2 separate regions of the Homo sapiens genome follow, and region 1 is linked to region 2. Evidence: chromatin loops called from intact Hi-C (ENCODE). Cell type or tissue: heart right ventricle. All regions are shown on one strand. Links, peaks and the distances in the headings refer to the core of each region. The heading gives the core; the rest is flanking DNA. Region 1 overlaps ZMYM4 (zinc finger MYM-type containing 4). Region 2 holds the start of ZMYM4-AS1 (ZMYM4 antisense RNA 1).

Region 1 (10,751 bases), core at 806-8,805, 49 kb after region 2:
ACTGTAATAGTTAAATACCACATCTAGATTAACATTCATTTTCTATCTAAAGACATGATTGTTTTTTCTCAAATGGTACTTACAGTTCTCTACAATTTCATCAAAAACTGCACCACTTTTTTGTTCAAACTGGAAAAGCAAAAAAGGAAAAAGTAACATTACCATCATATCTTCTATCATACATTCTTTTGGTATCCCTCCCTATTCCCCAAGGAGCTGTAATTTTCAACCCAAATGACAAGTGCACAATATAAACAAAAACATTGCCAAATAGAGTAAAATAAAATTTAGGATGAACCAAAGTAGTTCTCAGACCAAAGCCCCAAACCAAAAACTAAGAGATAAATCACATCCTCTCACTATAAACAACTACTTATTTTTTTAATCATTCATGTCACAAAAGAGATGATCATATATATTTTAATAACAGTAAACACAGCTAACGCTTCATAAGAACTTACTAACACCGAGAACTATGTAAAACTTCCCATCAAAACTGAACAGAAAAATTAACAGCTTTTGCTCTTAAGCTAAAGCCAAAAACATGCTGCTCTTAAATTGAAAGTGAGGCCTGTTATAGGGATGGTTCCTACTGAGTACGTTAGTGCCTAAGACAGAAGTAGAGCCATGTCAGAGGTAATTTCAGATCTTTAAACACAGAGGGAAAAGAAAGCAAAGCACCGGTAACTCCACCAAAGAACTAAAGAAAATGGCACACTTCACTCTGAGTCTCTGAAGGCCTCCTTACTTTGGAGGTTCCTGCTTCCCTGCCTGTTACTCATCAGTGAGGCAAGAACACAAGAAATGCTGCTTCTTGATAAACCTTGCCTACTGTAAGAAGCCAGAATCAGCCACCCCATTCAAGGGAGAGACTTTTAAGGAAAAAAGAACTACCTAGCTACCTACATAACTGTAGAGGAAACACAACAGCTAGCTATAGTAATCAGTAGTATCTGATATTCATAAATATGAAGAGAAAATAAAAGATCCCAGGTTTCCAAAAGAAACCTATGTGAAAGAGAAAGTTCAAGGTAAACAAACAGAACCACCACTCCAGAAGGAAACAAGTAACTTATAAAAAAGCAACTTCTTGGCTGGGCCCAGTGGCTCACACCTGTAATCCCAGCACTTTGGGAGGCTGAGGTGGGCGGATCACAAGGTCAGGAGATCAAGACCATCCTGGCCAACATGGTGAAACCTCATCTCTAGACAAAAAGTTGGAAAAGATAATTTATGTGACATGGAGGATTGAAGCACTAAGTCTAACAGCAATATCAAAGGTACCCCCAAAGAAGAAAATAATGGTGAAAGGGATAACAGAAAAAAATTTCCCTGAACTGAAGATATAAATACCATATCTGAGATTGAATGGGCCCACTAAATACCAAAGAAATAACAAAAAAAAAGGATACATCCTGGTAAAATATATCAGAATTCCAAAAGAAAACAAAAGGAGCAATTTTTTAAATGATAGTGCAGGTAATTTATAAACACATTTAACTTGAAATTCAACTATGTAAACATTGGAAAGTAAAGGAAAGCAAACTAATAGTGAAGGTCACTCCACCTACCATTCCAGTCAATGAGCTAGGCTCTAGAATGAAAGGGAAATGGGAAATGAAAAATGTCACTCTGGGCCAGGTGTGGTGACTCACGCCTGTAATCCCAGCACTTTGGGAGGCCGAGACGGGTGGATCATGAGGTCAGGAAATCGAGACCATCCTGGCTAATTATGGTGAAACCCCGTCTCTACTAAAAATACAAAAAAATTAGCCGGACATGGTGGTGGGCGCCTGTAGTCCCCGCTACTCAGGAGGCTGAGGCAGGAGAATGAGGAGAATGGCATGAACCTGGGAGACAGAGCTTGCAGTGAGCTGAGATCGTGCCACTGCACTCCAGCCTGGGCGACAGAGCGAGACTCTGTCTCAAAAAAAAAACACCAAAAAAACAAAAAACAAAAAACGAAGAAAAATGTCACTCTGTAAGCCAAAGAATGAAAGCATCTGCCTACACTGAGAAGAATCCCATTGTTTAATAACAGTTTGTTTTTGAACAATACTGTCCCAAGGCCCGATGCTATTATTCCTTCTCATCTTATACAATATTTCTCATGACTCTCTATCCCCCTAGAGCTACTGCTCATTTTTCTCTTCCCCTTGACAGCAGAACTCTTCAAAGGAGTTGTCCAGCCGGGTGCAGTGGCTCACGCCTGTAATCCCAGCACTCTGGGAGGCCAAGGTGGGCAGATCACCTGAAGTCAGGAGTTCAAGACCAGCCTGGCCAACATGGCAAAAACCCATCCCTACTGAAAATACAAAAATTAGCTGGGCGTGGTGGCGGGCACCTGTAATCCCAGCTACTTGGGAGGCTGCGAGGCAGGAGAATCACTTGAACTCAGGAGGTGGAGGTTGCAGTGAGCCGAGATTGTGCCACTGCACTCCAGCCTAGGGGACAAAGCATGATTCCGTCTCAAAAACAAAAACAAAAACAAAACAAAAAAGCCAGGCGTGGTGACTCACGCCTGTAATCCTAGCACTTTGGGAGGCCGAGGCAGGTGGATCACAAGGTCAGGAGTTCAAGACCAGCCTGGCCAACATGGTGAAACCCCATCTCTATTAAAGATACAAAAAAATTAGCCGGGCATGGTGGCACACACCTGTAATCCCAGCTACTTGGGAGGCTGAGGCAGGAGAATCGCTTGAACCTGGGAAGCGGAGGTTACAGTGAGCCGAGATCACGCCATTGCACTCCAGCCTGGGCAACAGGGCAAGACTACATCTAAAAACCAAAACCAAAACAAAAAAAAAGTTGTCTATACATGCTGCCTACGACACCTGTCTCTTGAACCCACTTCAGTAAGGCTTCTGCCTGCACTATTTCTACTGAAACTTTTCTCGTCAAGGTCATAAGCGACCTCCACACTGCTAAACCCAATGATCTATTCTCACTCCTAAAGGAAAAAAGAGAACTAGAAGATGACAACCATTTAAGGTGAAAAAATTTGGATCACAATCACTACTTCACATCAACATTAATCCCAGATAAGTTAAAAATAAACTGAAAAAAAAATAAAAGCCCTAGAAGATAGAAAAGTCTTTTAACCAGAAAAAGAGATCTTCATGAAAAAGATTTTAAAGTTTGACTATATTTCTAAAAAATTGTTTGGAAAAGCTTAAAGGTAATATGAATGAAAAAGTTGTAGTAGTAGTATAATAATGGTTAATATTCTATGTATAAAGCAATCTTGGACTCAATTAAAGAGTACTATCCCAATAGAAAGTGATCAAAGAACATAAACAAGCACTAAACATTCAATCTTACCCAAAATCAAAATTGAGATACCATTTTCTCTCAGACTGGTAAAGATACAAAATGAAGAGAGACATAGAAATGTCCCTGTTTTTAAAAAACCCAATAGTATATCTTGGAAAATTATACAGAGATCTACTTCATTCTTTCCAGTGGCTGCACAGTCTCTTATTATATTATACTGATGAACATTTTAAGGTTGCCTCCTGCTTTTTTTTTTTTAAATGCAATATTGCAGTTGTCATCTGTATACATATGATATGGCTTAGGTATGTGAGTATATCTGTAGGATCAATTTCTAGAAGTGGGATCACTAGGTTAAAAAAGATCACTAGGTTAAAAAAATTAAATATTTAATTTTTTAAAATTTAATTCCTTCCAACTAAGCTTCATGAGTTACTGGGATTATAGGAACACACCACCATGCCCAGTTTATGACACTTTTTTTCCAAGTACTTTATATGATTTAATCCAATTTAATCTCCCAAAAATCTCATAAGGTAGGTACTGTTAACACCTCTATTTTATAGGTGAAGAAATGGAGGTACTGAGAGGTTAAGGGGAAGGACACACACACACACACACACACAGCTCTGAAAGTCTCCCAAGAAAAATGTCCAAACTTCTGTGGATATATAAGACTCTCCAAAATCTAGCCCTAATTTCCTCTACAGCTTTATCTTTTCCTGCCTTCACATTCCCATTACATCCCCATCCTGTAAGCAAATGCTCCAGCCATGATAAATAACCTATAGCTGCTCACCCAACCTTTCAGGTAGTTTCAAGCATCTGGGTCACTGTGCACAGTGCTTAAGCTTTTCCAGTCTTAATTCAATAGTAAACATATACTCAGCTTCAAGCTAAAGCTGCTACTCCTCTATGGTACCATAATCTCACACACAACCCACACACACCCAACTTCCCGAACAAAGTAGAATTCACAGCTCTTTCCTAGTGATACTACGACCAATGTGACTGTGTAACAACTATAATAACTTTACTCCCAAGTTGGGAATGCTATAAAGAATCAAGTACCCATACAGGTTTCTGAAGCTGTATGAGGTCATATCCCATTCTTTTTGTAGACCAACCTGCTGACAGATAACAGGGGTTATACAAACCTTGAGTTTTAATCCAACTTTGGAGACTAAACACAAAATCAATAAAAAGGAGCGCTTTATATAAAGACCTTTAGAATAATGTTAAAAATTAAAAACAAAAAACAATCTAGTTAGTTTCTTTCAATAGAACCTAAATGAAATCAAGATTCTATAAAGGATTAGAAATCCTACACTTCTCAAAGCCAGGGCAGGCAAAAGTGCACCCTGAAGAAAAAAACAAACAAAAGATTATTTTTCTGCTATAACAGTCTCGCAACACAGAACATTTCAGTGACCAGATATGTGGGACTTTTTCATCACACACCAAATATCTAGCAGACACCAACTGTGTGTCCTATAATTCACTTCAATTCTGACACTATCTACCTAGAATTAAGAGTAAGATCCCACAGGTTGAAGGCTCAGTCCAACAAGGCTGCCTCCCACTTCAGATACCAATCACAAGCCCCAGGCTGTGACTTGACCTTGTAACTGGCCAGCTATATAACTTGGGGTGTGCGCAACCCCCACCTCAGGTTCAATTAATTTGCTAAAGCAGCTCATGGATCTCAGGGGAACACATTTACTGGTTTATTATAAAGGATACTACAAAGGATACAGGTGAACAACCTGATGAAAGAGATGCATAGGATGATACATGCTGGGGAGAGGCATGGAGTTCCCACGTCTTCTCTGGGCATGCCACCTTTCCAGCACCTCTGTGTGGTTCAGCAATCCGGAAGTTTTCTGAACCTTGCCTTTGGGGTTTTTATGGAGGCTTCATTATGCAGCCATGATTGAGTAAATCATTGGCACTGCTGCTCAACTCGATGTTTAGCCCTCTAGTCATGTCTTGGTATTTTTGGTGACCAGCCCCATGCTGAAGCTATGGAAAGGCCTGGCCCTAAGCCCAAGTCACTCATTAGTACACAATCCACACTTATCACTTCAGAGATTCCAACAGTTTTAGGAGCTGTGTGCCAGGAACCTGGGGCAGAAACCAAATATGTATTTCCTATTATATCACAGTATCACACTAGCCCAAAGATATTTTTATTTGTTCTGTATTTAGTAGCCTAGCACCTACAACACTGCGTAAAATATAACAAAAACTCAGTCTTTGCTAAATAAAAGAATCATTTCTATTAGTTAATAAGCAGTTTGAAACTTGTTTATTTAAAAAACTTAACCATAGAGTGTACTTTAAATTTTCCAAAACTCCCAAAGTTTCCACTGAAGTTTCAAATAATTTGTATACTTTCAACAGACCACTCCAAATCAAATGTCCAATCCTATTCCTATTCCTTCAACCGCCACAATGAGTAATGTTAGTCTTTCCCTGTTGCTACTCTGATTTGGATGTCCCTTAGTTTTTCAAATGTATTAATCCTGATGATTTTTACAATCATTTTTTTCAAGTTTCTCAATGTGAGAAATTTGTTTTGGAAAAATTTTTTTGAGACGGGTCTTGCTCTGTTGCCCAGGCTGGAATGCAGTAACATGATCATGGCTCACTGCAGCCTCAAACTCCTGAGCTCAAGGGATCCTCCCACCTCAACTCCCAAGTAGCTGGAACTAGAGGTGTGCACAACCACGCCCAGCTAATTTTTTAAAATTTTCTGTAGAGACTGGGTATTGCTATATTGCCCAGGCTGGTCTTGAACTCCTGGCCTCGTGATCTTCCCACCTCAGCCTCCCAAAGTGCTGGGAATGCAAGCATGAGCCACCACACCCAGCGATATTATATTTTTTATACAGGCAGCTACCACGCAGAAATATAAAAACGACTATGCAAGCTGAAACCATGCAAAGCAATCTTAATGATCAAAGAGAAAAATTAAAATTGTTCCATGATCTTTTTTTGTCAAAACACTTGAAACGTTAAAAACTCTGTCAGTTTGGCCAGGCACGGTGGCTCACACCTGTAATCCCAGCATTTTGGGAGGCCGAGGCGGGCTGATCACCTGAGGTCGGGAGTTCGAGACCAGCCTGACCAACATAGAGAAACCCTGTCTCTACTGAAAATACAAAATTAGCTGGCCATCATGGCCCATGCCTGTAATCCCAGCTACTCACGAGGCAGGAGAATCACTTGAACCCGGGAGGCGGAGGTTGTGGTGAGCCAACATCATGCCACTGCACTCCACCCTGGGCAACAAGAGCGAAACTCCGTCTCAAAAACAAAAACAAAAACACTGTGTCAGTTTAAATGTGTAGGGAAATGAAAAAATATTGTATAACTAATATTTGCTTACTACGTTATAATTTAAAATGTGAGAATCAAAGGGTTTTATTTATTTGTAAAAAATCTACCAGGAGTATGGCTGGGCACAGTGGTACATGCCTGTAATCCCAGCACTTTGGTATGCCAAGGCAGGCGGATGACTTGAGGTCAGGAGTTCAAGACCAGCCAGGCCAAGATGGTAAAACCCTGTCTCTACTAAAAATACAAAAATTAGCCAGGTGTGGTGGCACATGCCTGTAATCCCAGCTATTTGGGAGGCTGAGGCAGAAGAATCACTTGAACCTGGGAGACGGAGGTTGCAGTGAGCCGAGATTATGCCACTGTACTCCAGCCTGGGTGACAGAGCGAGACTTCGCCTCAAATTAAAAAACAAAAAAACAAAAAACCCTACCAGGAGTAGACAGTGCCTGCCTTTGTCTTTTCCTATGTAACTTGTGATACAGAATAAGCAACTTTTCCATGCCTTAACAAACTGTCAGCCGGGCACAGTGGCTCACCCCTATAATCCCAGCATTTTGGGAGGCCAAGGTGGGTGGATCACCTGAGGTCAAGAGTTCAAGACTAGCCTGGCCAACATGGTGAAACCCTGTCTCTACTAAAAATACAAAAATTGCCAGGCATGGTGGCACGTGCCTGTAGTCACAGCTACTCGGGAGGGTGAGGCAGGAGAATCACTTGAACCCGGGAGGCAGAGGTTGCAGTGAGCCAAGGTTGCGCAACTGTACTCCAGTCTGGGTGATAGAGTGAGACTCTGTCTCAAAAAAAAAAAAAAAAAAAAAACTGCCATAATCCCTTCTAAATTTGAATTGGCTTCCAAAATTATACCCTTTGCTCTTTGAATCTTTTGAGTATCTCAACGAGTTGTGTTACTGTGAAATTTGTACCAGTATTACTTCCACTATGACATTCGTCTCTTTGTTACAACATTTTCCTCATTTATGTTTGTAAGTTTGTCTTCACTGAATTCTTCAGGTGACATATCTACACACTCCCCTTTATGGCCACTTGAAGATCCTATGTCTTTCATTGCATAAGTTAATGATGGGCTGCATTCCAAAAAAGACCTATCCCATCAACATGTTAAATAGCTGATGATCACAATTACCTGCCTTAAGTAATCTCTGGAATCTGGGCACAAATTTCACAGCAGCATCCCGATCTGTTCTAGCATCTTTACCAGAAAACTTATCAACAATCTATGACCATTCTGAAATGATCAAACCAGCCTTTACTGGCAACAAGAAGTCCTTCGGTTGGCTTGTAATTAGTTTTCTTTCAGTGCAACAACTAACTTCAATGATTCAGCCTGAATGCTAGCCAAATTGACTACATTTTATACAATTTATTTAAATTACGTGATAAAGCTATCTATCTATCTATCTATTTATTTATTTATTTTTTGAGACAGAGTTTCACTCTTGTTGCCCAGGCTGGAGGGCAATGGCGCAATCTCAGCTTACTGCAGCCTCCACCTCCCGGGTTCAAGGGATTCTCTTGGCTCAGCCTCCTGAGTAGTTGGGATTACAGGTGCCGCCTTCACACCTGGCTAATTTTTTGTGTTTTTAGCAGAGACAGGGTTTCACCATGTTGGCCAAGCTGGTCTCGAACTCCAGACCTCAGGCGATCCACCTGCCTCGGCCTCCCAAAGTGCTGGGATTACAGGCGTGAGCCACCACGCCTGGCTGAAGCACTTTAACTTTTTTTTTTTTTTTGAGATGAAGTCTCGCTCTTGTCCCCCAGGCTGGAGTGCAATGGCATGATCTCGGCTCACTGCAACCTCCACCTCCCAGATTCAAGTGATTCTCCTGCCTCAGCCTCCCAAGTAGCTGGGGTTAGAGACGCCTGCCACCATGCCCAGCTAATTTTTGTATTTTCAGTAGAGACAGGGTTTCACCATGTTGGCCAGGCTGGTCACAAACTCCTGACCTCAGGTGATCCGCCCGCCTCAGCCTCCCAAAGTGCTGGGATTACAGGCGTGAGCCACCAATTGAATTTTTTCAATATAGTTCATACTGTAACTACATGCAGGCCTAGCTCTTGTCCTATCTTCACTTGCCTGTCACCATTTTTGGATCATCTAATCACATCTAATTTTTCAGTTCCTGTGTTATCACTTTTGATTCCTTTTCTGAACTTTCATCTTTTTTTGCAAATTCTCTCCTCTTGAGTATCCATTTTCATAAAATGTCACATAAGTTTATAATTGGGAGACAAGGATGCAACACAACTACACACTTTGCTGTCTGTGTATGAACTAAATAATAGATGCAGAGTGAAAAACTGCAACACAGACTCTGAAAGAAGTGATGTGATTAGTCACTGCTCGTGAGACATCTGCTAATTACATAGTGATTTGTTAACACAAGAGCTAGCACTGAAGTTTATACTTTATGCAATTGCTCACAGTTAACACACTATGGTAAATGAAATATGAACTGTGTTGTTAGAGAACTGGCATTTAAACCTTGGCAACTGAAATTCAAGCATATCAGAACAAAATAAAAGTGAGGACTAACTTACTATTACACATTTGCTACCAAATACACAGTAGGTCTTGAGAAGGACTACTAATTTCAATACTGTAATAGTCTAGTCACTGTTCTGCTACTAACAAACAAAGCTTAAGGGAGAAACTTCACTCCTCTGGGACTCGATTTCTTCAACCCATATAATTAATATATAATAAAGTTGGGCTACATAATCCTAAAAACTCTTTCCAAACGTTCAAATTTAATGCTCACAATTCACTCTCAAGCTAGGCATAAACTAAAAACTTGAATTAGTATTATATAATGGACACTGAATACTTGTTAAGAAAACTATAAAAAGTAGGTCTAATTCTCTATACATAAAGTATTTCTTTTTAATTAAATGACTTTTAAAAAATAATAATAATTTTTTTTTTCCCCCAGACAGGGACTCACTCTGTCACCCAGGCCAGGGTGCAGTGTCATGATCTTTGCTCACCACAGCCTTGAACTCCTGGGCGCCAGCAATCCTTCCGTCTCAGCCTCCTGAGTAGTTGGGACTACAGGTACATCCAGTGAATTTTTTTCTTTATTTTTTTGTAGAGACAGGGTCTCACTGTTGCCAATTCTGGTCCCAAACCCCCAGGCTAAAGCGATCCTCCCAACTCAGCCTCCCAAAGTGCTAGGGTTACAGGGGTGAGCCTGACTTTTTAAGACATTAACAATTCTTCCTTTAAAAAAGAAGCAAATACATCTTCTTTTCGCATTTTTATTCATTTCAAAATTTATGTAAAGTTACTTAAACAAAATGATTAGTTCACAGAAATTACACTGACATAAACTAAAAACAGGCTTGGTTTCTCCATCAAAAAAAGACTGGCTAACTGTCAACTTGCTGTAGGTACACTTATTGTCTGTAATACACATTTCATGTGCTGGTAGTAATTTTTTTTAGTAGAACTTTTTTTAAAGGTTATATAAAATAAAAACCAAAGTTCTACGTAGAAGCAATGGAGTTAAGTTGCATTTTACAACTCAAATTGTATAAAATAAAGCAACTGAATTACTTTCAAGTTCAGAAAAAAACTTAACAAGCCAGCTACTAAAAATGTTCTATTGAAGTTTTGCAAAACGTATCTTTTGAGTGTTAAATTTACATTATATATTTTAATGAAAAAACTTGTTTGAATAGCTACAATAACCTGATAAACATAAAATAGTCGAAATGTATCACTGAATATAGAGAATAGAGCCCATTACTGAGAAAATAGCTTTAAAAAAAAAAAAAAGGCCATCACCTTAAAATTACTTTTGTTTTTTTTGTTTTTGTTTTTTTGTTTTTTTGAGATGGAGTCTTGCTCTTGTCACCCATGGAGTACAATGGCGTGATCTCGGCTCACTGCAAACTCTGCCTCCTGGGTTAAAGCAATTCTCCTGCCTCAGCCTCCCAAGTAGCTGGGATTATAGATGCGCACCACCACACCTGGCTAATTTTTGTATTTTTAATAGAGACAGGGTTTCACCATGTTGGCCAGGCTGGTCTTGAACTCCTGACCTCAGGTGATACGCCCGCCTCAGCCTCCCAAAGTGCTAGGATTAGGCATGAGCCACTGCGCCCAGCCAAAATTA
Region 2 (10,751 bases), core at 1,405-9,404:
GACTGGAGGCCAAAGAAACATGATAAATCTAGATGAAAAGAGTAACATGTATGGACAATAGTAATAATTTTTTAAAACGAGAAAGAGGGCATATTTTAAAACTTACGTGTTTTCCATAGCCATTTTGAAAATAACTGATAAATCTTTAAAAAAAAAAATCTATGACTGACTTTTTTTTTTTTTTGAGACGGAGATGTGGCTGACTTTTTTTAGGAGCTGGGGGGGACCAGGTCTCACTATGTTGCCCAGGCTGAGTCTCAGACTCCTGAGCTCAAGCAATCCTCCCACCTCAGCCTCCTGAGTAGGTGGGACTACAAGTGCATGCCACCATGCCCAGCCTATAGCTATGATTATAAAAGGATAAATATCACTGAAATTTTAAAGACTGTTGATCCCTAGAGTAAGAATTAAATAAAGAAACATGAAGTTATTATGTGAATGATTTCATGGCAAAATAAACAGAAAAAAAACTATAAAAATTAAAATCTTCAAACTGATTTAAGTCTTACAATCCCATGATGAGTGCCGGGCACGGTGGCTCATGCCTGTAATCCCAGCACTTTGGGAGGCCAAGGCGGGTGGGTCATCTGAGGTCGGGAGTTTGAGACCAGCCTGACCAACATGGAGAAACCCCATCTCTACTAAAAATACAAAAAAATTAGCTGGGCATAGTGGTGCATGCCTGTAATCCCAGCTACTCGGGAGGCTGAGGCAAGAGAATCACTTGAACCCCGGAGGTGGAGGTTGCAGTGAGCCAAGATCGTGCCATTGCACTCCAGCCTGGGCAACAAGAGCAAAACTCTTGTCTCAAAAAAAAAAAAAAAAAAAAAAAAAAAAGAATCCCATGATGAACATACTGGAATACAGAAATTAGAGACAGGATATATACCTAAGTACTCATTTTTAAAAGTACATTTTACAATTCAAGCAGTATAAAGTCTCTTTTTACTAAATAATTTTACTACATAAGTTATAACTATAAAGTAGTAAGTATAGCTTTTTTAGAAGTTAGGATCATTGGGCTGGGCGCGGTGGCTCACACCTGTAATCCTAGCACTTTGGGAGATTGAGGCGGGTGGATCACAAGGTCAGGAGATCGAGACCAACCTGGCTAACACAGTGAAACTCTGCCTCTACTAAACATATAAAAAATTAGCCGTGCAGGGCCGGGCGCGGTGGCTCACGCCTGTAATCCCAGCACTTTGGGAGGCTGAGGTGGGTGGATCAGGAGGTCAGGAGTTTGAGACCAGCCTGACCAACATGGTGAAACGCCATCTCTACTGAAAATACAAAAAAAAAAAAAAAAAAAAAATTAGCTGTGCATGGTGGCGGATGCCTGTAGTCCCAGCTACTCAGGAGGCTGAGGCAGGAGAATGGCGTTAACCTGGGAGGCGGAGCTTGCAGTGAGCCGAGACTGCGCCACTGCACTCCAGCCTGGGCGACAGAGCGGCGAGACTCGGTCTCAAAAAAAAAAAAGAAAAAAAAAAAGTTAAGATCATTAATTCTCCCATTCAACAAATACTTATTAAGCATTTACTGTGCTGGGTATATTGAAGTAGATACACAAAGTTCCTACCCTTGTGGGGGGTGTGGGTGTGTGTGTATATATATATATATGCATATATATATATTTATTTATACTGACATAAATTATATGTATTTACTATGTGTACAACATAATTTTCTTTCTTTTTTTTTGAGATAGAGTCTCACTCTGTCATCCAGGCTGGAGTGCATTGGTGCAATCTTGGCTCACTGCAACCTCTACCTCCCAGGGTCAAGTGTTTCTTGTGCCTCAGCCATCTGAGTAGCTGGGATTATGGGCATGTGCCACCAGGCCCAGCTAATTTTTGTATTTTTACCAGAGATGGAGGTTTCACCATGTTGGCCAGGCTGGTCTTGAACTCCTGGCCTCTAGTGATCCACCTGCCTTAGCCTCCCAAAGTGCTGGGATTACCGGCGCAAGCCACCACGCCCAGCCACAACATCATATTTTAAAGAACAGGCTGAGTATCCCTAATCCAGAAATCCAAAATGCTCCCAGTATCTGAAACTTTTTGAGCGCCAACATGATGTTTAAAGGAAATGCTCATTGGAGCATTAAATTTCAGATTTTCAGATTAGAAATGCTCAATCAGTTAGTAGATATAATGCAAATATCCCAAAACCTTTTTAAAAATCCAAAATCTGAAACACCTCTGGTCCCAAGCATTGAAGGTAAGAGACACTCAACCTGTGTGTGTGTGTCTGTGTGTGTATACACATACACACTGTGCGATGCCTAAATCTAGCTAATTAATATATGCTTTCCTTGGTTACCATTTTTGTGGTGAGAACATTTTATATCTATTCTCACCATTTTTCAAGAATACAATGTATCATTAACTACAGTCACCATATTGTACAATACATCTTCAATTCTTTCTAACTAAAAAATTTTGTATCCTTTAACCAACATTCCCTGACACCTTTCCCAACTACTTCCTCATGGTTTATGTTCTAATGAAATAAATTTTTAAAGAAATAAGCCAAAATCTATCACTCAAAATAGCCCTGGTATAATTATTATTCTAACAATGACAACATAACTCAAAGATATATTTTTTAAATTCCCTTTTATAAATTCCTTCACAAAAGGCATTGAAAGTCACAAAAGCACCAATCTTATATAATCAAATTTCATTTTTGAACAAAAATTGATATAAAATATCTTAATCTGCACTTTAATCAATATACATGGTTCTAAATGGCTTTTAGCCACATGTGAACAGTAAATAAGCACTCAGGAGATAAAAATTTGATAGCACAGAAGCTATTCAAAAGAATGTGTAATTAGCTTGAAAGATAGTCCCAAAACAAAAAGTTGCAGAAGTTTCTATTGTTCTTTTAAATAGCGGCAATTTTACAATAAAAATAGAGATTCCAAAGAAAACTGAAGTCTAATCTACATTTGTATATATAAATTACAGTATATATTTAAGCTGCCTCAAATATAACCAAAATTTACCCTGTCGGTCATTTCAAAAAAATGAAGCATAAACGATGTGCATATCAGTAACTTCCAGAAAAACTTCTAACCATATTTAAATTTCTTTTAAACATCTCTTATCTAACTGAACTAGGAGGAGGAGTATCTTTTTCTCCTCTCCGGGCAGACAAAGTGCAGCATCTGTGTGAGGAACTATAAACATTACCGCCTAAAGTAATAAATGAATCATGGTTTGAGTAGCCTGATAGAGTGTTTCAGAACAAGAGCATTATTCCTCTTTTTCTGACTTAAACTGTTTCTAACAATCATAAAATTAGTCAAAGTTATTGTGTATTCCTCAAATATATCAGGATGACCTTATTACAGTCATAAGATCATACCCCTTTTTTGTTATTAAACATTCCAATGGACACAATGTGGTAGTTCAGAGACATTGAGAAAATAAAAATATAGGCCAAGCGCGGTAGCTCACACCTGTAATCCCAGCACTTTGGGAGGCTGAGGCAGGCAGATCACGAGGTCAGGAGATCGAGACCATCCTGGCTAACACAGAGAAAGCCCGTCTCTACTAAAACATAGAAAAAATTAGCTGGGCATGGTGGCGGGCACCTGTAGTCCCAGCTACTCAGGAGGCCGAGGCAGGAGAATGGCATGAACCCGGGAGGCGGAGCTTGCAGTGAGCCGAGATCACACCACTGCACTCCAGCCTGGGCAACAGAGCGAGACTCCGTCTCAAAATAAATAAATAAATAAATGTGCGCACACACACACACACACACACACACACACACACACACACACACACTGGAAGCCATTTAAGGTTAAGAAGAAAAGTATTAAAGAAATTCAAATTACATAACAGGAAATATAACTTAAAATATTTGTTGGATTTAAATATCTATTGCCTATAGTTATAAAATACTGCTGTAATACAATATCCCTAAATGTGCACTTTTTGTTATATCAGGCACTTCAACTAACAAGGATGGGAGAGCTGGTTTCAAAAACAATACATAAAAGTAACATTATTGAAAGCTAAAAAACAAGCTGAGCACCTAGCACCTGGAAGACTGAAAAGCAACAACTGAAAGCAGACAGAAAATAATGTGGTATTTCTCAAAAAAAAAAAAAAAAAAAAAAGGAATAAATGTAGAATATCAAATGTAATACATGACCTAAGAACAAAGTATGTTAAGAGAAAGGAAAGAAACAAAAAAGATAATTTAGAATTCTGCTATACTTTGAGCAACTTGAACAAGTTTTCTTGGTGAGAGGAGGCGGTGGGCGGGCAGGTGGAACTGTATATCCAGTGAGGCACAGTGTGGAGCAGAATAGCTGAGTAGACCCTTTCCTCTGATAAGCAGTTTGCCCCTTCTGGAGGATTTTTTTACAACCAGAACAGGAAACTCGAACAGCTGTGGCTGGAACTGAAGGAAGCATTTTATTCATGCCAGATGACGCCAGTGAGGGCTGAAAGCCAGTAGTCAACTGTGGAGCTTTAAAAAAAAAAAAAAAAAAAAAAAAAAAAATTGAAAGAAAAAAATGTTTTACTTTTTACCATGAATTTTAAGTAGACATTCTTTCTTTCTCTTCTAGAACTAGTCTTGAAACCCAACAGTAATTATGCAATATACAATTTAAAGGCATCCTAAGTGGGTAGAGAGAGCTGCCTGGTTTATTAATACAAGCAGAATTTCTTCTCATTCATATTGGTCAGAACATACACAATCCATTTATTCAGGTCTGTTTCTTACCAAGAGGGCTGCCACTGACTGAAAACACAGCACTAATTTTCAGTTCCCCCTCTTGAGTTTTTTGCTGTTGGCCATGACTATACTCCTTTAAAGAAGAAAAAAATAAATAAATACATAGAGAAAAGAATAAATACCTAAAGACATCCAGACATTCAAGACATTTTACTACCACTATATAGAGGTGGAAAATGTTTAAAACATTAGTAAGAAATAATAAAGTACAAAACAGCAAGCAAACTATAATTAAATATAGGTAAAATATGTATATGCTAGGAGTGTAAGACAGAAAAAAATGAAAGTATCTACTTAGTCTGTGACACTAAGTATTTATTATTTTTGAAAAATCTTTAATTTTATTTTTATTAAAGTATTATAAGTTACTGTTTATTATAAAAGTAATACACAATCACTATAGAAAATTTAGATAAATAAAAATAAGAAAAAATTTAATCATATTTTAATCACCCCAAAACAATCACTGTTATTCTTTGGGTATATTTCTTTCCAGTCTTTTCCCCTCCTCAATGCAGAGGTTTTATTTCTTAATAAGTTGTAATTATATTAAATATACCATTCTTATAAACTGATTTTTTGCTCATTTGAATCATTTGAACGTTTGTATATTAGTATATATTACTCCAAAATTACTTCTAATGGCTAAATATACCAGTGTTTCTAAAACTGAAGTCCAAGAATCCCTGAGGTCTACATAGTCTGAAAATTCTAAAAGAATGCTGTTTAAATTTTGTTTTTATTTCAATGATTTCTATGTGCATATACACGTATTTTAAGTCATGAGTAACCACCATATAACTGAGTTCTACTACAACCTTTCAGTGCTGTTTGCTTTTTACAATTATACAATTGCATTCTAAAATCATTACATAATAGATTTAACTTTTATTTTAATATATTGTTTATCATATTGAAACATGCAAAAACTCTGCAAGATCACTTATTCTTGGAATTCTGGAGTATCTCAGATATATCTCCTTTTTTTGTGATGGGGAGTTGTCGGCACATTACTCAAGTTTGAAAATACAAATATGTATTATTTAAGAAACATAACACATTACACAGAGATGTGACTGGGATGAGGTGAGTGAGGCACATGCCTCAGGTACAAAATTAAGGGGGCACCAAAAACCTCAGTAATGAAGATAATATTTTAACACAGTATTTTTAAAAATCAAATTTATGCAAGGTCCATGAAGAGCAAAATATCAAATTTTTAAATAAATACCAAATCAGTATTACTGATTTTTTCCTTCTGCCTCCGGCTCCAATGGCACCAAGATTTTATAACCACAACACAATGTTGGTCCATTTAATGTTTCCGCATATTCAGTACAATCAGTAATGCCACGATGAATATCTCTGTGAATATTCATACTCCCATATTTAGGATTATCTCCTAAGAAAAGAATTCCTGAAGTGGAACTACTAGGTAAAAAGGTACATAGTAAAGGTTCTTGATACATAATGACAGGTTGTTTTCCTCCCCAAAAAATGTTCTTAATTATATTTACTCCAGTAATTTATGAAAAAAACACCATTTAAAAGTATTTTCCCACTTTGTTTCAATTTGCAGCTATTTTTAATGTTCATTTACAAAAAGTACATTATAATGGAACACTATTAACTCTCAGTAGCATTTGTTATCAACATTTCCTCAATATGTACGTTAAGTTAAAATTTTATATATTTGTTTCCATTTTTGTGCCAAAAAAATCTGACAGTCTTTACCTTTGTGATTTCTTCTATCTCTTACAAAGTTTTATTTCCACATTAAAAGAATAAGAAAATAGTTTCATTTTTATAATAATACATTCATTTACTCCAGGGATCAGCAAACTTTATCTGTAAGGGACCAGATAGCAAATATTTTTGACTTTGCAGGCCATATGGTCTCTGTCCCAACTACTCAACTCTGCTCTGGTGGAGCAAAAGCACCCACATAATATGTAAATGAATGAATGTGGCAATGTTCAAATAAAACTTTATTTATGAAAGCAGTGGGTGGAAAAACAAAAAAAATGGGTGGGGGGGGGGCGCTGGATTTGGCCCACCACTGATAATTTGCCAACCCCTGCCTTAGTCCATTTGGAATTTACTCATTTTGATGTATAATGAACATTTTTCTTTTTTGAGACAGAGTTTCACTCTGTCACCCAGGCTAGCTCAACCTCGGCTCACTGCAACCTCTGCCTCCTGCGTTCAAGTGATTCTCCTGCCTCAGCCTCCCCAGTAGCTGAGATTACAGGTGCCTGCCACCACACCCGGCTAATTTTTGTATTTTTAGTAGAGATGGGGTTTCAACATGTTGGCCAGGCTGGTCTTGAACTCCTGACCTCAAGTATCTACCCGCCTCAACCTCCCAAAGTGCTGGGATTACAGGCATAAGCCACCATGCCCACCTCTTTATCTTTCTCTAAATAGTGAATTCCTTTCATTTGCCATTGATAAATATATCAAATTCTTAAAAAATAATGTCTGTTTTTGGGCTATCTCTTCTATATCATTTTCAGTCTGACTAATCTTATGATATCATGCTATCCTAACGAAACTAATTGTAGGATACTTATGGCCAGACGTGGTGGCTCACACCTGTAATCCAATCACCTTGGGAGGCCGAGGTGGGTGGATCACCTGAGGTTAGGAGTCTGAGACCAGCCTGGCCAACATGGTGAAACCCTGTCTCTACTAAAATTACAGAAATCAGCGGGGTGTGGTGGTGCACGCCTGTAATCCCAGCTACTCAGGAGGCTGAGGCAGGAGAATCGCTTGAACCCAGGGTGGTGGGAGGGCAGAGGTTGCAGCGAGCCAATATTGCACCATTGCACTCCAGCCTGAGCAACAAGAGTGAAACTCTGTCTTTTAAAAAAAAAAAAAATTAATTAATTGTATGATGTTCAACCATTTAACAGCATTTGCCACATTCAACCTCTCCATCCATTTTTTAGAATATATGTGTAATAAGTGTGTGTATGTGCATGCCTATTATTCTTCTACAAAACTTCATAACCTAACCATTGATATTTTCATCAGAATTGCATCAAATCTAAATCTCAATTTTTTTTTTTTTTTTTGAGATGGAGTTTCACTCTTATCCCACAAGCTGGGGCACGATGGTGCGATCTTGGCTCACTGCAACCTCCACCTCCCAGGCTCGAGTGATCCTCCTGTCTCAGTCTCCCGAGTAGCTGTGATTACAGGCATGCACCACCACGCCCGGCTAATTTCTGTAATTTTTGTATTTTTTAGTAGAGACAGGGTTTCACCATGTTGGCCAGGCTGGTCTTGAACTCCTGACCTCAAGTGATTCGCCCCCCGCTTGGCCTCCCAAAGTGTTAGGATTACAGGCGTGAGCCACCGCACCTGGCCTTAAATCTTAATTTAAAAATAACTGACATCTACATATTTCTTACATTTAAAAAGATGGTCTCTTCATTATTTCAAGTTGTATTTGATATAAGTACTTTTTAGTTGCTGCTGGGAATAGTGTATCTTTTTCATTATATCATCTAACTGGGAAGTTTATTTATAGAAGTATTGGTATAATTCAACTAGGTACTCCACTAAATTTTCATGAATTCTATTAATTCTTTCATAAATATTCTTAATAGCAAGTGATAATTTTATTTCCCTTTTTCCATTATTTTTTCTTCTAATTTCTTTAACATGGATTGAAGTAAAAATCCAACAAGAGTTAAATAATAACGATGACATCCGCAACTTGTATTCTTTTAGTAATATTAACAGAAGATTTCCATCATTTTACTTCAACTTCAATAACTGTTACTGATCTGAAGTAGTAGTTCCTTACTATGATCAAGAAAAAATCTATTCTAAGAAATGTCTGAATTACATGAGATGTCTTTTGGCATCTAATAAAGTGACTATTACAGATACCCTTATTTGACCTGCTGATGAAATATATGTATTAAAAGATTTTCTAACATCGACTAATCATGACATTCCTTCATTATATAGTGTATTAAAGAAAATTTCCTTAAATATTTTTATTTTAATCTCAGAAAACTCCAGAAACAACCAATACTCATTGGCATACATTAACGGTCTGCAGTCAGCTCTCTTAGTCTCTGTGATGGCTATTGCAAACTTCTGCTGGATTCCTTTAGCCTTGAGTACGTATTATTTATGTAATATAGTAAAATAGTATACATCTTAAGTACTGTTTGTATGGTCCACAATGCCTTCAAGGCACAATCATGTTTGGTTTATGTTTGGATCCTCCCATGATCACTAATTTTACAAGTATTTGATAAACAAATCAATGAGTAGCCAAATACTAATAAATATTTTCTGAGAAGTAAATATCTAATTGGTAACCCAAAAGCTTTCAGAAGCAGAAAAACACATGCCAAAACACAAAAAAATTCCTTTACCAATACCTTTACCTTCTTAGTTTACTACAAATGAAGATCAATATTAATATCCCATGAAAGTATTTTAGAAATGAATAACACAGTTTCTATTGCCAAATTAACTCAATATGGCTAAAAGAGCCCCAACATTTGAATTACTACATTTTCTTTCCAAAACTGTGTGAATGACTATTATGACAATTAGTTCATTTGCTTTCCCATTTTAATTGAGTTCTTTCAATGAGAGACTACACATTAGCTCGTCCTCTATTATTATGAACAAGAAGAAAAAGAAATCATGACTTTAATGTAGTATTTACTGAATGTACAGTTTTTAGACCCTATGGAAAAGGCAAAAGAGGAAAATGAGGTCTCTGGCTCTCTTTAAAGTATCTATTTTGAAACCTTCCCTTGGTATTTTTAAAATTAAACAACTTTTATTTACAGAAAGATTGGTAGACTAAAAAAAAAAAAAAAAAAAAAAAAGACTTTGATTATGACCCCAGATTGGCTCCTTCCTGGCCATGAGGGCTTGAGTAACTAAATCTCTATATCTCTCAGCTCTCTCACCTATAAATGTTAACATCCTCTACTCTGGCCATCTTATACAGGGTTGTTAGGCGAATTAAGCAACACAGTACGTGTAAAAGCATCTGTAACTGTAAAAATACTACAGAAAACATTATAGAAACATGCAATAGAATTAGAATGAAGAAATGAAACTGTGAGACCCAATGACATTATGCCAGTAATAGAGGCAGGAGGACGGACAATGACTGGCAAATCCAGAATATCATAACTGAAGAAATAACCAAGAGCAAATGGGTAGAGGAAGTTAAATACATACACACACATTTCAGCACCTTGTTTATATAGTAAAGTAAAGAAATTAGGACCAAAATGAATTGTGTAAAAAAGAGAATTAGGAAGTGAGCTAAAAGCAAAACTACCTAAATTAAGCACAAAGAAAAGCCAAAGGAAGTTTTGAAAAGGTGCCATAAACTAAAGCTATGATTTTATTGAACCATGAAAGAAGTTACTGGTAACTGATGGTCAAAAGTAAACACTGACCACAACTGTAAAATCTATCAGTATTTTATGAGAGGCTAATAGTACTTTTTTGAGACTAATAATATAATACACTAGAGTTCTCTTTTCCAGTCCATGGGAAATGAATAAAAGTAATAAATTATGCAATTTTGAAAGGCAATACTCTTCTAAAAGAAGGAGGGAAGGTGGAGACGGGTGTGGAAAAGACAAGAAAAAGAAAAGAAGGAAAGAATCACATATCTAGTTTATAACATGAGAGCTGCTCTGGGGGATTTCTAGAAGAATTATCAAAGGTCTGATCCTATAGGACTGGTATTGCTGACAACAAAAAGGACTCCTCAGGGAAAACCTAGCTCTATCCACTCACATACTACAAGTCCCTTATTGTGGGGTCAGGGTAAAGAATGCTTTTGGATCTTATGCCCAGGACCTACTCACATTACTGCTTAATTCTCAAGTCCAATCAATCAGGGAGTAAGCCTTTGGGGAAGTTCTTCCCATAATCATGATGAAACTTCATATTCATATTCAGTATTTGATAACACATTTTATAATTCTGAATAAGTATAT

The links. Peaks named below come from ENCODE experiments on the same cell type or tissue, not always from the same donor. Only the 100,000 strongest peaks of a DNase experiment are listed, where the experiment ranks them.
Region 1: a loop joins it to region 2, with 2.0 times the contacts of the local background. A loop is called at or near these places in 3 of 110 quality-filtered maps.

What each region holds. Positions count from the first base shown.
Region 1 is chr1:35,314,738-35,325,488 of GRCh38, reverse strand. ZMYM4 (zinc finger MYM-type containing 4) reads right to left here. Exons shown (of 30, transcript NM_005095.3): 2 at 84-129. Among named protein-coding and RNA genes, the nearest start is that of ZMYM4-AS1, 46 kb to the left of the region's middle. In heart right ventricle, for the core only: no CTCF peak of the experiment used is centred there; a DNase peak (open chromatin) is centred at 5,308; H3K4me3 peaks cover 553 bases; H3K27ac peaks cover 4,731 bases.
Region 2 is chr1:35,364,106-35,374,856 of GRCh38, reverse strand. It overlaps ZMYM4 (zinc finger MYM-type containing 4), which reads right to left. Exons shown (of 30, transcript NM_005095.3): 6 at 4,744-4,828; 7 at 4,230-4,485. ZMYM4-AS1 (ZMYM4 antisense RNA 1) reads left to right here and starts at 8,780. Exons shown (of 2, transcript NR_046659.1): 1 at 8,780-8,891. In heart right ventricle, for the core only: no CTCF peak of the experiment used is centred there; a DNase peak (open chromatin) is centred at 4,436; H3K27ac peaks cover 1,120 bases.